2 separate regions of the Homo sapiens genome follow, and region 2 is linked to region 1. A link is a loop called in an ENCODE intact Hi-C map of the cell type or tissue named here. Cell type or tissue: psoas muscle. All regions are shown on one strand. Links, peaks and the distances in the headings refer to the core of each region. The heading gives the core; the rest is flanking DNA.

Region 1 (7,237 bases), core at 2,281-4,780:
CTGAGAATAATGGTTTCTAGCTTCATCTGTGTCCCTGCAAAGGACATGAACTCATCCTTTTTGATGGCTGCATAGTATTCCATGGCATATATGTGCCACATTTTCTTTATCCAGTCTATCATTGATGGGCATTTGGGTTGGTTCCAAGTCTTTGCTATCGTGAATAGTGCTGCAGTAAACATACGTGTGCATGTGTCTTAATAGTAGAATGATTTGTAATCCTTTGGGTATATACCCCAGTAATGAGATTGCTGGGTCAAATGGTAATTCTGGTTCTAGATCCTTGAGGAATCATCACACTGTCTTCCACAATGGTTGTACTAGTTTACACTCCCACCAGCAGTGTAGAAGCATTCCTATTTCTCCACATCCTCTCCAGCATTTGTTGTTTCCTGACTGTTTAATGATTGCCATTCTAACTGGCGTGAGATGGTATCTCATTGTGGTTTTGATTTGCATTTCTCTCATGACCAGTGATGATGAGCTTTTTTTCATGTTTGTTAACTGCATAAATGTCTTCTTTTGAGAAGTGCCACTCTTCTAAGCATTTTAAGTGTGTGTGTGTGTGTGTGTGTGTATGTATATATATCTTGTTTGTATGTAGTTTACATACGTGTGTGTGTGTGTGTGTGTGTGTGTGTGTATATATATATGTATGTAAACTTATTTCATCATATAACCACCCTGTGAGGTTGTTAGTTTGCAAATAAAGAACTGAGATACTTGGCTTTTAGGTAGTGGATTGAGAGTTGAGGCAGTCTTAATTATTTATGTTGATGTATATAATCTGTATTTATATTGAGACAGTAAATTATACATGTGAATATAAATCAATAGAAAACAAGTCAAAGAATACGCATACGCAGTTTACAAAAAGAAAATGTAAATCACTAGTACAATACTCAGTCTCACTAATAGGGAAATGCAACTTATTCATTAGGTTGGGATAAATTAAGAAGTCTGATGACCAAGTGTTGTTAAGGAAGTGGAGCAATAAGCAGTTGTCACACACCGCCAATGGGAGTGAAATTGGTACCGTTATTTTGAGGATTAATTTGGCAGTTTCTTAGAGAAACTCATAGGTTCATGTGATATGTATAACATCATAACAGCATTTTTTTCATGGTGAAAAATTAAAAGCAAACTCTCAGTGTCCATGAAAAAGAGAATTGTTAAACTGGTGTTTTTCATACAGTAGAAAACTATACAACAATTTAAATGAGTGAAGTAGAGTTACATGTGTCAACATGAATAAATCTGAAAAATACTTAGTATTGATATGACTGAATCATATGGTTTTTTTTTAGGAAGCTGCCAAACTAATAGTGTGTAGTGATATTTGATTATAGTTTTAGTTTTCATTTTCCTAATGCAGTGATGATTCATGTTGAGCATCTTTTCATGTGCTTATTTGCCGTCAATATATACTCTCTGGTGAAGTGTTTGTTCAGATCTTTTGTGCATTTTTAAATCAATCGTGTGTTTTATTTTTGGAGCACTCTATATTGTTACAATTTATCAGATATGATTTGCACATTTTTTTTCTGCCTGTGGCTTATCTTTTTATTCTCATCAGTATTTCTAAGGATAGCTGTTCTTAATTTTGATGACATCCAATTTAATAATACTTTTCTGTTCTGGATGGTGATTTTGGTGTCATATATAAGAAGTCTTTGCCTAACCAAAGGTTACAAAGTTTTCCTCCTATGTTTTCTTCTTTTATAGTTTGAGGCTTTATGTTAAGATGTATAATCAATTTTGAGTTAAGTTATACAGTATTGTGGATCAAAGTTCATAATTTTACAATTAGGCATCCAGTTGTTTCAGTTTCATTTATTGAAAAGACTATCCTTTCCGCACTGAATTACTGTAGAACCTTTGTCAAAAATCAATGGACCATTTATATGTGGGTCTGTTTCTGGACTCTTGTGTTCCATTGGTCTGTCTTTATGCCTGTACTGTACTGTCTTGATTGCTGTAACTTTATAATAAGTCTTGAATCGGGTAGTGTAAGTCCTAAGTCCTCTAACATTTTTATATAAATCATTTTGTATTATGTCTTATAATAGCTTGTCTGTTTCTGAAAAAGTCTGAGATTTTGATTGGAATTACATTGACTCTGTAGTTCTATTTGGGGAGAATTCACATATTTTGATGCCATTATAAGCATATGTAAATGGTCTTTTTAAGATTTATATTTAATTTCTAGTTTAACTTACTTAGTCTATAGAAATACAGTTGATTTCTATATATTGCTCTTATATCCTGTGAGAACGGAAAATAAATCTCTGGACCCCCAAATCACTAAGCCAAAGGGAAAACTCAAGTTGGGAAATGCATCAGGCAAACCTGCCTCCCATTTTATTCCTAAGTAAGATAGGAATTCCTTGTGGGCCTCAAGATCTTTCCCCTAAAACAGTTTTATTGAATTTCACCTTGGCAATGTAAATTGATAACTTATCTTCACAGTTGCAGGACAAAGGAGAGAACTCAAGTCATCCCTCAGCTCACCTGAGAGAAATGCGTATCTGATTGCTTCCTCTGTCCTATTGTTTATGTAAAAATGTAGATTCACCGAGCCAGATTAAGGCACAAGTGATTATTCCTCTACCCACCTCTGACATGCAAATTGTATATTCAGTGAAAGGGTGGTCAAAGACTCAAAAGAATACGACTGTTTGTCTCTTATCTGCCTGTAACCTGGAAGCACCTTCTCACCCCTTCAAGTTGTCCCGCCTTTCCGGACAGAACCACTGTACATAACACCTATTGATTGATGTCTCATGTCTCCCTAAAATGTGTAAAACCAAGCTGTGCCCCTACCAACTTAGGTGGGCATGTGTTGGCGGGACCTCCTGAGACTGTGTCATAGGAATGTCCTTAACCTTAGCAAAATAAACTTTCCAAATTGATTGAGACTTGTCTCAGATACTTTTGGGTTCAGACCTGCAACCTAACTAAACTCACTTATTAGTTCTATTTGCCTTTTTTTTTTTTTTGTAGATTCCACTGGCTTTTCTGTGTAGATTATCATATTATCAGCCCATAAATACAGTTTTACTTATTTTTTCCAATATAGATGTCTTTTATTTGTTATTTTGCCTTATTGTACTGGCCAGACTTCTAGTACAGTGCTGAATAGAAGTGATGAGAGTGAACACTTTGCATTATTTCTGATCTTAAGAATAAATTATTTAATCGTTCACCATTAAGTATGATACTAATTGGGTTTTTCATAGATGTTCTTTTTCAGATTGAGAAAATTATTTTATCCTACTTAGCTGAGTGGTTTTATGAGGATTAGATGTTAGATGTTATGCAAAACTTTGTTATTCTGTTAATATGGTAAATTATAGTGATTGATTTTCAAATGTTGGCCTTGCATTTCTTCTTTGATAAACTCCAGTTGGTCATCAATTGACCTTTGACCTTTTGTCATATTTATATATTGTTGGATTAAGTTTGCTAAACTTTTGTAAAGAATTTTAACATCTGTGTTCATGAGGGATATTGGCCTTTTTTTTTTGGAGACGGAGTCTCACTCTGACGCCCAGGCTGGAGTGCAGTGGCACGATCTCGGCTCACTGCAACCTCCTCCTCTTCAGTCCAAGCGATTCTCCTGCCTCAGCCTCCCAAGTAGCTGGGACTACAGGCGCCCACCACCATGCCCGGCTGAGTTTTGTATTTTTAGTAGAGACAGGGTTTCGCCATGTTGGCCAGGGTGGTCTTGAACCTCTGACCTCAGGTGATCCGCCCGCCTCGGCTTCCCAAAGTGCTGAGATTACAGGTGTGAGCCACCACGCCCAGCTTTTTTTCCTTTTTATGTCTTTGTCTGGTTTTAGTATCAGGGTAATGTTGGCCTCATAGGATGTGTTGGGAAATATTTCCACCACCCCTCTCAATTTTCTGGAAGAGTTTGAGTAGAATTGGTATTCTTTCTTTCTTTCTTTGGTAAAAGTCACAAGTGAAGTCATTTGGGCCTGAATTTTTTTGTGTGTGAGGATTTTAAACTACAAATTCAACTTCTTTAGTAGATACAGAACAATTCAGGTTATCCACTTCTTTTTAAGTCCACTTTGGTAGTTTGTATGTTTTAAGCATTTGTGTAGTTCACATAAGTTGTTGAATTTGTTGGAATAAAATTATATTCATGATATTTTCTTATCCTTTTAATAGCTGTAGAATGCGTACAGTGATGTCACCACTTTCCTAATATTAGTAATTTGTGTTATTTTTTTTTCTGATCAATCTGGCTAGAGATTTATTCATTTTACTGATTTATTTCCCCCCGAAGAACCAGCTTTTGGTTTCATTAATTTTTCCCTGTTGTTTTTCTGTTTTGTATTCATCAATTTCTACTCTTTATTACTTCTGTTATTCTGCTTACTTGGGTTTTATCCCCACCCCTCACCCCAAACCCCCTGTTTTTTTAGTTTTCTAAGGTGGAAGCTGAGGTCATTGATTTGAGAACTTTCTTCTTTCCTAATCTAATGCGGGTGTTTTGTCTTACAAATTTCCCTGTAAATACTACTTTAGCTGCATCCCCAGAATTTTTGTATGTTGTGTTTTATTTTTATTCAGTTCAAATCCTTTTAATGTTGCTTTTGATTTGTTCTGGCCCAAACGTGATTTAGAAATATGTTATTTAGTTTCCAAATATTTAGGAATTTATTAGATGTCTTTCTGTTACTGATTTTAAATTTGATTCCGTTGTGGTCAGAGAATTTACTTTGTATGATGTGAACCCATTTTAAATTTATTAAGACTTGTGGTTTTTTTAGCCCAGAATATGGTCCATCTTTTTTGTATGCACTTGAAAAAAATATATATCCTGATGTTGTTGGATGGAGTATTGTATAATGTCAGTTAGGCTTAGTTGATTATGTTGTTCAAGTCTTCTATATCCTTACCAATTTTCCATCTGCCTCTTCTGTCTATTATTCATGGATGTTTGGATGTAAATAGGAGGAATGTAAGAATAGCTTGTGAAGAAGGTAAGAGCATTTTTTGAGCATCAGTGATTAGAGGAGGAGGGTGAATATTGGAGTAGAGAGACTGATGAGGGAGGGGTAAAGGTTGGGTAGTATTAATAAGACCAGGAAGGAAGCTGAGTAATACCAAATCAGTATTTATAATCAGTGGGAATTCAAAGGGGGTTATAGAATTCCTATCAACTTCTAATTTAATACATCAGATAATAAGTATTAACCCCAAGAGGACACATGAATTAAGACTACAAATAGGTTTGACAGAAGCAGAAATCAATGTATAAATAATATAGAAAGCAATTATAAGAAGTCAGGAGTAATTTTTTGACTGTTAAAAAAGGATTTTATTTTCCCAGCATAACTAATAATTTTACTAAATAGCTAGTTTAACAGCAACAGCAGCGCCAAAATGAATATTGTAAGCTCACTATGTGCAAATACTGTGCTAAAAACACTTTATGCTTATTTTCGTATTTATTCTTACCTCAAGGCTAGAATGTAAGTACTGTTAATACTATTCCCATCTTACAAATGAAGAAATTGAGGCATGGTGGGGTTAAATAACATCTCAAAGGTTCACTTAATCAGGAAATGGTAAAACCATTATTTGAACCAGTTATATTTTATGGTGCATCTGTTATTAATTTCTCCATCTTTACTCCCCAGTAAAACAAAGAATTCTTTTTGTTCTGAGTTTTACTAGACTGTTCTTTGCTCAGTCAGTGGCTCTCAAACCTCTTTGGCCCACAGTAAGAAATGCATTTTACATGTTAGCCCTGTGTATGTATGTATGTGTGTGTGTATGTGTGTGTGTGTATACATATATATATATATATATGTGTGTGTGTGTGTATATATATATGTGTGTGTATATAATATATGGGGGTATATATATATATATATGGGGGTATACATTTTATGAAAGTATACTTGGATTTCACTAATGGATTGCAATCCAAGTTTGAAAAACATTACTCTAAGTCAGGAGAGTTGTAGATAAATATGGAGCATTGTAATTGTGTGTGTGTGTATTTGTGCATGCACACGCAGTATGGGGGGAGCTGTGAGTTATTTTCATACCTGAAACACTGACTACATCCTATAAAAAATTGATTGCTTAAAAAAAATTGGCATTTTCAAAAGGTAGACTTGAGGAGTGATATTGTTTGATTTTTGTTTTTAAGCTCTCTGATCCTTCTGACTTACCAAGGAATGCCTTCAGAATTTTTACCATTCTTGTGGAATTTTTATGTATTGAGCATATTGATTATGCTTTGGAAACAGGACTTGCTGGTAAGTATATTTGTGTTACACTTGTGTTAAATTCTTTTGATTCTGCTTGGTTAAACTATATGCATAATGTTGTTTTGCTTATAATCATCTCTGTGTCTCAAATTCAGTTCGGTGCAATGAAGTTTGAGCTTTTATAATGCAAGGATTTGCCAGGTGCTGAAAGCTATACTGAATGGTTCTCTCATATTGTTTACATATGGCATAATAGAATAATAAGCTACTTAAGTCACTACAATGTATGACACAATGTCTTACAATGCTGTAAGTTAGAAAATGTCGAGGAGCAAAATGAAGGCGAAAACAATTCTGATTGGGGAATTGAGTAATGTAAAATTTAGAAAGAGAAGTATTAAAAACTAAGTCTGGAAAAAAATAGATTCAAATTAAAATTCTTATTTTGCTTTTGGTCTTTTGGTCTTAGTAGTTAGTATTGGTAGCATAATAATGACCTGAGTCCCGTCTCATTAATTCAGTTGTCTACTTCACCTGTTCAATGGTCATCTCAAACTTAACATATCCAAAATGAAACTCTTTATCTTCCCTCTAAACCTGTTCCTTTCCCATTCTTCCCTTGTCATTAAAAGGCGTTACCAATATGCGTGATTATTGTATGTCAGTTTTTTAAAAGGCATTACCATTTCCCACTTGCTCAATCCCCAACAAAACCCAGGAGTTCCTCAATTCCTCCTTTTCAGAAATCAATCCTGATAGCCAATCCATCAGCAAATCCTGTCAGTATACTTCCAGGCATAAGTCAAATTCATGTACTCTTCTCCATCTTCACTGATGCCACCCTAATTTAAACACCATTATCTCTGTCTACTTGTAACTGGTCTCCCTGTGTACATTCTTGCCTCTCCACATTACTGACTTCATTTAACAGCCAGTTTAATTATTTCCTTATTTAAAACTCTGTGGTGGTTTCCTATTACTCTTAAGGGGAAAACAACAGCAAA
Region 2 (7,237 bases), core at 2,040-4,539, 610 kb after region 1:
TATAGGATGTAGGGACTGATCTGACTGGGGAGTTTGGGAGCTGGGACTGGGCCTGCAGCGCCCTCCCTTTTCATCTCACTTTCTCCTGGAAGTGAGCTACCCACAGGAAGCACTTGTCCAGGGCTAGAGTCTATCTCTGTGGCACCAGTGGGGTGGGGGAGACAGGGAAGAGGCCTGACCTGCACAGCACTGCCTATGACTAGTGGGTAAATCTGTCTATTCTGGGATGCTGGAAGAGGAAGCCCCCTTGGCTACAGATATAAGCTGCATTTTCCAATCTCAGTATTATCAGTAATAAAAGTGATTCTCCCACCCGTTGTACTGTATTACCTTGTTTCTCAATTGATTCAGAACTCAGGTGATCAAGTAGGGTATTATTTATTAGGCTTCCTGAACACACACATACGCAGACTTTGTTTCAGCTGTCAAAAAAGTGCTATTGACATTTACAGAGAATCTATTGTAAGTAGAAGAAATACTCTAATCTCAGAGACTGCTGCCAAAGAAAACAGAAATACGGTTGCTCTTTTGCCTAGGCCTGGGACTGGGGAGGTAAGAAATAAGGAAATATGTTGTTAAGTGCCCTCAATTACAATTCATATTTCTTTTGCTGTTAAAAAAATTCCAGGAGAAATGCAGTTGTACCTATATTTGCAAGCACACACACATACAATGACTTAAATCTACTTTACATTTACTTTTCTATTTAACAACTGTGTTAAACACTGCATTCTTTTTATCCTAAAAAGAGGCCTTAGCTGTATTGACTCAATAATTCAACTTTGATTTATAAAAATGTATATAAAATTTTAACTATTCCTCAAGTAATTTGCCCTTCTACAAGATTTATGAAATGCAAATTTGCACATTCTTCACAAACTTTCTGGTCAAAGGATATATCTAAGTAAAACTTACCACACCCATGAAAAGTGGTTTTGAAATATCTAAATTTGCTCTCCAAGCAAAGAACAATGAATAAATGCAAAACATTCCAGTAAAAAGCCATACTAATGATGGATTCTGTCTGTCCCTACAAAAAATAATAAAAATATGTCTAAAATATTTAGATACATGAATGTCAAATATAATATCACAGGACTTTAAACTATTAGATCTATAAAAACTTTCCATTTTTAACTAGGAGCAAAGAGAGATTTCGGTTTTTAAAATCTGAGTTGAAACAAATAACCAAAATATAATAATAAATTTGAACTACAACTTGGGACTACGCAGTAAAGGATATAAAGCTAACATTCACAGAAGAAATGCAAACTACTGATTTTGTTAAATTTCAGAAGTGATCAAATACAGGCAAAATAGAAACATTTTCATGCTTGAAATAATAAAGATTTAAGAACGATAACTCTCAATGTTGGTGTGCAGTGGTATGACAATATATGTTAGTATAATCCTTCAGAAAATTTAATTTGATAATATCTATATCGGAAGCCTTAAAAATATTAATAATCATTGACTCAGTTATTTATCATGCAGGCATAAATCTTTAAGCAATAACCAGAAATGTAAATAAAGATTAATCCATAAAAATGCTTTGTTATTACTTATAATAGTGGAAAAAGTGGAAGCAATCTAAAGACCTCTCAATAGAAGAACAGTTAAATTAATTCTCCTGTGGTCATAGAATGTTCTATTATATAGACATTTAAATGATTTTAAGTATTTTTATAGTATGAGAAAATGTTCACAATGTTTGTGTCAAGTAAACAAAACTATAGATAAATGTACAAATATACATTTACATACAAATGCATTCAACAGACTAGATCATAAATGAATAAATTAATGGAGATTTACAGTGCTACATTTTTCAGGGTTTCTTTTGTCATCGGATCACTTTTATCATCAGAGGAATTTAAATTATTGCTTCTTTTTAAAATCAGCAATAATAATCGGTTATAGCAGAGTTAAGGGATCAAACCTGAAGTTTAGGACATCAAATGACTGTCTACTTAGATGTAATATAATGCTCAATTTCTTGAAATCATTGATTTATTTAGAATCAGAATAGAAGAAAGCAATACACGTTTATCTTAATAGACAGCTAGGAGAGTCATTTATTTGGAGTATAAAATAATACTGGCAATGTCCTACAGCGACATACTGAAAACATTAATTCAATTCATGAACATAGAAAAATAACAGAAAAAGGAATTGTATTACTTACTTTGTTGCTAAACATATATTTGCACAAACTGCAAGGGCTTGGATGTTGAATGAGAGTTCGGTCCTCATATTTGTTACTTGAGAACTGCAAAAAACAATCTAACTTATTGTTGGCAGGAAACAAATTTGATTGATTCCAAATAAAATAGTCCTTGTAAGATACCATTGATTATATACTGAACAATCACAAGGGCTGGGGTCAGATTTTAAAATTTTGTCTTTTAAAGTTGGAAGAAAAAGTGCAATAGAAAGACTTAAATAGTTCCAAGACGTTTTCCAATGGTAACATTTGGTTATCAACTTATATAATTTGGAATAGGATCAGAACAAATAATTCTTCTGTATTTTTTATATTGGTATACTGTATAGAATATCCCCGACTGGTTTGGTAGGAAGCTGTTTGAAATGAGTTTTTGAACTTTTTTCTCTTGGCAGTGTAGACATGGCCTCCAGTGATTTAGCAAATGATAACAAAATTAATTCAAATAGATTTCTGGAGATCTAATATGAAGAAAATAAAGGCCATGAGAGATAATTCCCAGCCATTCTTTTGTGGGTTATTTTTTTCCTTAATTGGTTTCCTTGTTTTCTATATTATTTGTTTTGGTTCAAAAAACATTTAAGCAATCTCAGAGAAATGTATTATGTTTTTTTCCTACAAATAAACTAAATTCTTCCATTAACTCATATGCATTTTCAGGTGTTAAAATTTGAGTTCTAAAATAGCTTCTGCTCTAGCTGTCTCCAATTGTTAAAAAAGAAATGACTCTATACATCATCTCAAAGAACTTTCTTCTCCCTACCGGCAATTTTACTGGAGAAAATGTGATACCATAATTATAGAAACCATACAATGTGTATTTTACTAATGAAGACTCATCTACTATGAGAAGATATCCTTACTCATTTTCAAATACACTTGAAAAAATTGATTCCAGCATGAGGCCCATTTCAAACCATTCTTCAAAAGGAATGAAGTCAGTCTCAAAATTATTCTTGGAGATCTATTGCTTAAGTGTAAGCGCTAAAAGATGGTCACTGCCTAAGGTTAGATTCAATAATTTCCTTGTACAGGATTGCAATTTAGAGATATGCATGGGGAAAAAATTTAATTTGCTTGACTGGAAAAGGGTAGATGATTAGCTTCTATCATTTTGAAGGATTTTCTCATAAGTTAATTATGAGTTGCCTTTTTCAATGTTCCTGCCCACCTGAAACTATTAAAGACTAGACATTCTCATTCAGGGAGTGCTAAGATTATGCCTTCATTCTACATGATGACTTGGTCCACACAGAACACAGAAGTGTGGGTGTGAGTGGTCATCACTTTTGTCAAGTCTTTTTTCTGGGTATACAGCCTGCTATTATTTTAATGTAAAGGAGGCCTTTAAGGGTCCCAATAGATGACTTTTATGTGCAACTAATAAAAGTTAGACATATGGTCTAGGATTACTCTCAAGAGTTCTTTGGAGTTCATGTAGGGTTTGCTAAGACAAAATATACCAGTTATCCTTAATGCTGTAACAATCTCTGGAAGGTAGATAGAAAAGAGCAGGCAGTGAGTCCTTCTGCATGGAGCAAAGCAGAATAAAATGAAAGCTCAGAGACATTGATATGACATTTGACTGTCTTTATCTTTATTTTTTTATTTTTTGAGACAGAGTCTCACTCTGTTGCCTAGGCTGGAGTGGCATGAAGGTGGCTCACTGCAGCCTCGACCTCCTGGGCTCAAGCGATCCTCTCACCTCAGCCTCCTGAGTAGCTGCAACTACAGGTGCATGCCACCATGCCTTTTTTTTTTTTTTTTTTAATGTTTTGTAGGCCGGTTGTGTTAGCTCACTCTGGTAATCCCAGCACTTTGGGAGGCCGAGGCAGGTGGATCACCTGAGGTCAAGAGTTTGAGACCAGCCTGGCCAACATGGTGAGACCCTGTCTCTACTAAAAATACAAAAATCAGCTGGGCGTGGTAGCACACACCTGTAATCCCAGCTACTCAGGAGGCTGAGGTGGAAGGATCACTTGAACCCGGGAGGCGGAGGCGGAGGTTGCAGTGAGCAGAGATCTCACCACTGCACTCCAGCCTGGGTGACAGGGCAAGACGCCATCTCAAAAAAAAAATTTTTTTTTTTTTTTGCAGAGACGGGTCTCACTATGTTGCCCAGGCTGGTCTCAAACTCCTGGGCTCAAGCGATCCTCCCACTTTGGCTTCCCAAAGTGCTGGGATTACAGGCATTAGCCACCGCACTCAGTGCCATTTTTATTTTTGAAAAGAAAACTGAGCTTCTTGTTACATTCCCCCAGCGAAAATGAGAAAGCCACAAAAGTCTCACACATAAAAAGAAATATTTACAATCAATGGTGAGAACCATCAAAAGGTTACGTGAAAGTAACTGATGGCAAGGAGGTATTTCCAAGATATAATGTAAAGTGAAAAACAGCAGGCTAATAAAACAGTATGTTTACTATGATCCTACTTTTAAAAAGAAATAAAAATCTTAAAAATATTAGAAAAATATAGTCATTAACAGATTAATAACAGTGGTTATCTCTGCATGTTGGATTTATAGGTAGTTTTAATTTTCTTATTTTTGCTTACCTGTATTTTCTAAGTTTTCTATAAAGCTTATGTACCTTTTTTGAAGTAGAAAAAAGAAGTTGTTTAAAAAGAAAGCAAGGAAGGATGGCTGGAAGAAAGCAAGCTATTAAGTAAATTACACCGAAACTGTGAGAACTCATAAACTGCCTCACATATAAAGTTGAAATATTCTCCTCATAGTTTTTTTTCAAACAGCCCCAAGAGTTCCAAATTAGTAATTAGTTAGGACATCACTTTAGTGTTGTAGAAACCTATTTTCTTCCAAAATTTTGTATCAAGTTGGTATGGATATCTTTCCACTTGTCTTAATCTGTAGGTTTTAAAGCAAATATTAACCCAGTTTTCAAAGAACACTATTAAATAATATACATGAAAATATATTTGCTTAAGCCAGCTCTAATAAGGTTGGATGTTAAAAATATGTAAGCCAAAGATAGAGCTTACGGCAAGGATAGCCTAAAGAAGTCATAGGAGACATTACATAAATTAAACTCTGAAATACTAAAATCCAAAATAACAAGAAAATAGTTGTTCAATTGAAGGTTGAAACATTTTAGTTCTATAAATGCTCTATATAGTATTCTAATATTCACCGTTGTGTTTATTGCTCATTTTAAGCTCTATCTTAGTGAAGGAGGTGCTAAAAATATTTGACAGTACAGTCGGCCCTCTGTATCCATGGGTTCTGCCTCCATGGATTCAATTAACCTTAAATCAAAAAAAAAAAAAAAAAGTTGGGGAAAAAACTGTCTGTACAAACATATACAGATGTTTTTTCTTGTCATAATTCCCTAGACAATACAGCATAACAACTATTTACATAGCATTTACATTATACTAGGTATAAATTATCTAGAGATGATTAAAAGTATACAAGAGGATGTAAATAGGTTATATACAAATATTATGCCATTTTATATCAGGACTTGAGCACCCATGGATTTTTATATCCTTAGGAGTTCCTGTAACCAATACCCCATGGATACTGAGGGACAACTGTAAACACAAACAACTGTTAACTGTAGAGGTAACAACTACTTCTCAGACATACTTTGTTACAAAGAGATGAACTCAGAAATCCCTAAAATCACTTAAAGGAACTAATAGAGAATTCATTTTAAAGTAGTTTCAAATATTTCATACTCACAGCAGTATTTCAGACATACTGGATCCTATTTCAGATTTGGCCTAAACACAAAAGACAAAAGTTTATCTGCACAAGCATTAAACTGACGCTTTATTAGGCTATTGTATTTTAATAATCTTAAAAGATTCGGGTTTTCTTAAAACAATTTTTTAATTTTAGGTTTCGGGGTACCTCTACAGGTTTGTTACACAGGTAAACTGCGTGTCAAGGGAGTTTGGTGTACAGACTATTTCATCACCCAGGTAATAAGCATAGTACCCAATAGGTAGTTTTTTTAATCCATTCCCTCCTCCTACCCTCTGCCCTTAAGTACATATGTGTCCATGTGTACTCAATGTTTAGCTCCCACTTATAAATGAGAACATGTGGTATTTGGTTTTCTGCTCCTGCATTAGTTCGCTTAGGACATTAACTCATTCTTTTTTATGGCTGTGTAGTATTCCATGGTGTATATGTATCACATTAAAAAAAATCCAGTCTACCATTGATGGGCATTTAGGTTGATTCTATGTCTTTTCTATTGTGAATAGTGTTGTGATGAACATACGTGTGTATGTATCTTTAGAGCAGAACAATTTATATCCCTTTGGGTATACAGCCAATAATGGGATTGCTGGGTTGAATGGTAATTCTGTTTCAAGTTCTTTCAGAAATCGCCACATTGCTTTCCACAATGGCTGAACTAATTTACACTCCCACCAGCAGTGTATAAGCATTCTCTTTTCTCCAAAACCTCACCAGCATGTTTTTTGACTTTTTCATATAATAGCCATTCTGACTTGTGTGAGATGGTATTTCATTGTGGTTCCAATTTTCATTTCTCTAATGATTAGTGATACTGAGCACTTTTTCATATGCTTTTTGGCTGTATGTCTAAAAGACACAGGTTTTAAATGTACAATGTATCATTTCTCTTCACTCAAAGTCTTTAGTTCAGAGTCTTATTGAATTTTTAAACAGAAGTCAGTGAAAACTAATTTGGCCACCCTTTAGGAAGAATTTTAGAAGTAATAATTGGCAGGCTGGGTGCGGTGGCTCACACCTGTAATCCCAGCACTTTGGGAGGCCGAGGTGGGCGGATCACAAGGTCAGGAGTTCAAGACCAGCCTGGCCAACATGGTGAAACCCTGTCTCTACTAAAAACACAAAAAATTAGCCGGGCATGGTGGTGCATGTCTGTAATCCCAGCTACTCAGGAGGCTGAGGCAGGAGAATCACTTGAACCCAGGAGGTGGAGGTTGCAGTGAGCCGAGATCACGCCACTGCACTCCAGCCTGGGTGATAGAGTGAGACTCTGTCTCAAAAAAAAA

The links. Hi-C counts contacts between places; a loop is a spot of excess contacts. Peaks named below come from ENCODE experiments on the same cell type or tissue, not always from the same donor. Only the 100,000 strongest peaks of a DNase experiment are listed, where the experiment ranks them.
Region 2: it touches region 1 in a loop (2.8-fold over the local background); 2 of 110 quality-filtered maps call a loop at or near these places.

Annotation. Positions count from the first base shown.
Region 1 is chr14:57,221,352-57,228,588 of GRCh38, reverse strand. EXOC5 (exocyst complex component 5) reads left to right here. Exons shown (of 18, transcript NM_006544.4): 13 at 6,173-6,281. Among named protein-coding and RNA genes, the nearest start is that of EXOC5, 44 kb to the left of the region's middle. In psoas muscle, for the core only: no CTCF peak of the experiment used is centred there; no DNase peak of the experiment used is centred there.
Region 2 is chr14:56,610,976-56,618,212 of GRCh38, reverse strand. TMEM260 (transmembrane protein 260) reads right to left here. Exons shown (of 16, transcript NM_017799.4): 7 at 5,928-5,968; 8 at 2,186-2,269; 9 at 916-1,030. Among named protein-coding and RNA genes, the nearest start is that of TMEM260, 35 kb to the right of the region's middle. In psoas muscle, for the core only: no CTCF peak of the experiment used is centred there; no DNase peak of the experiment used is centred there.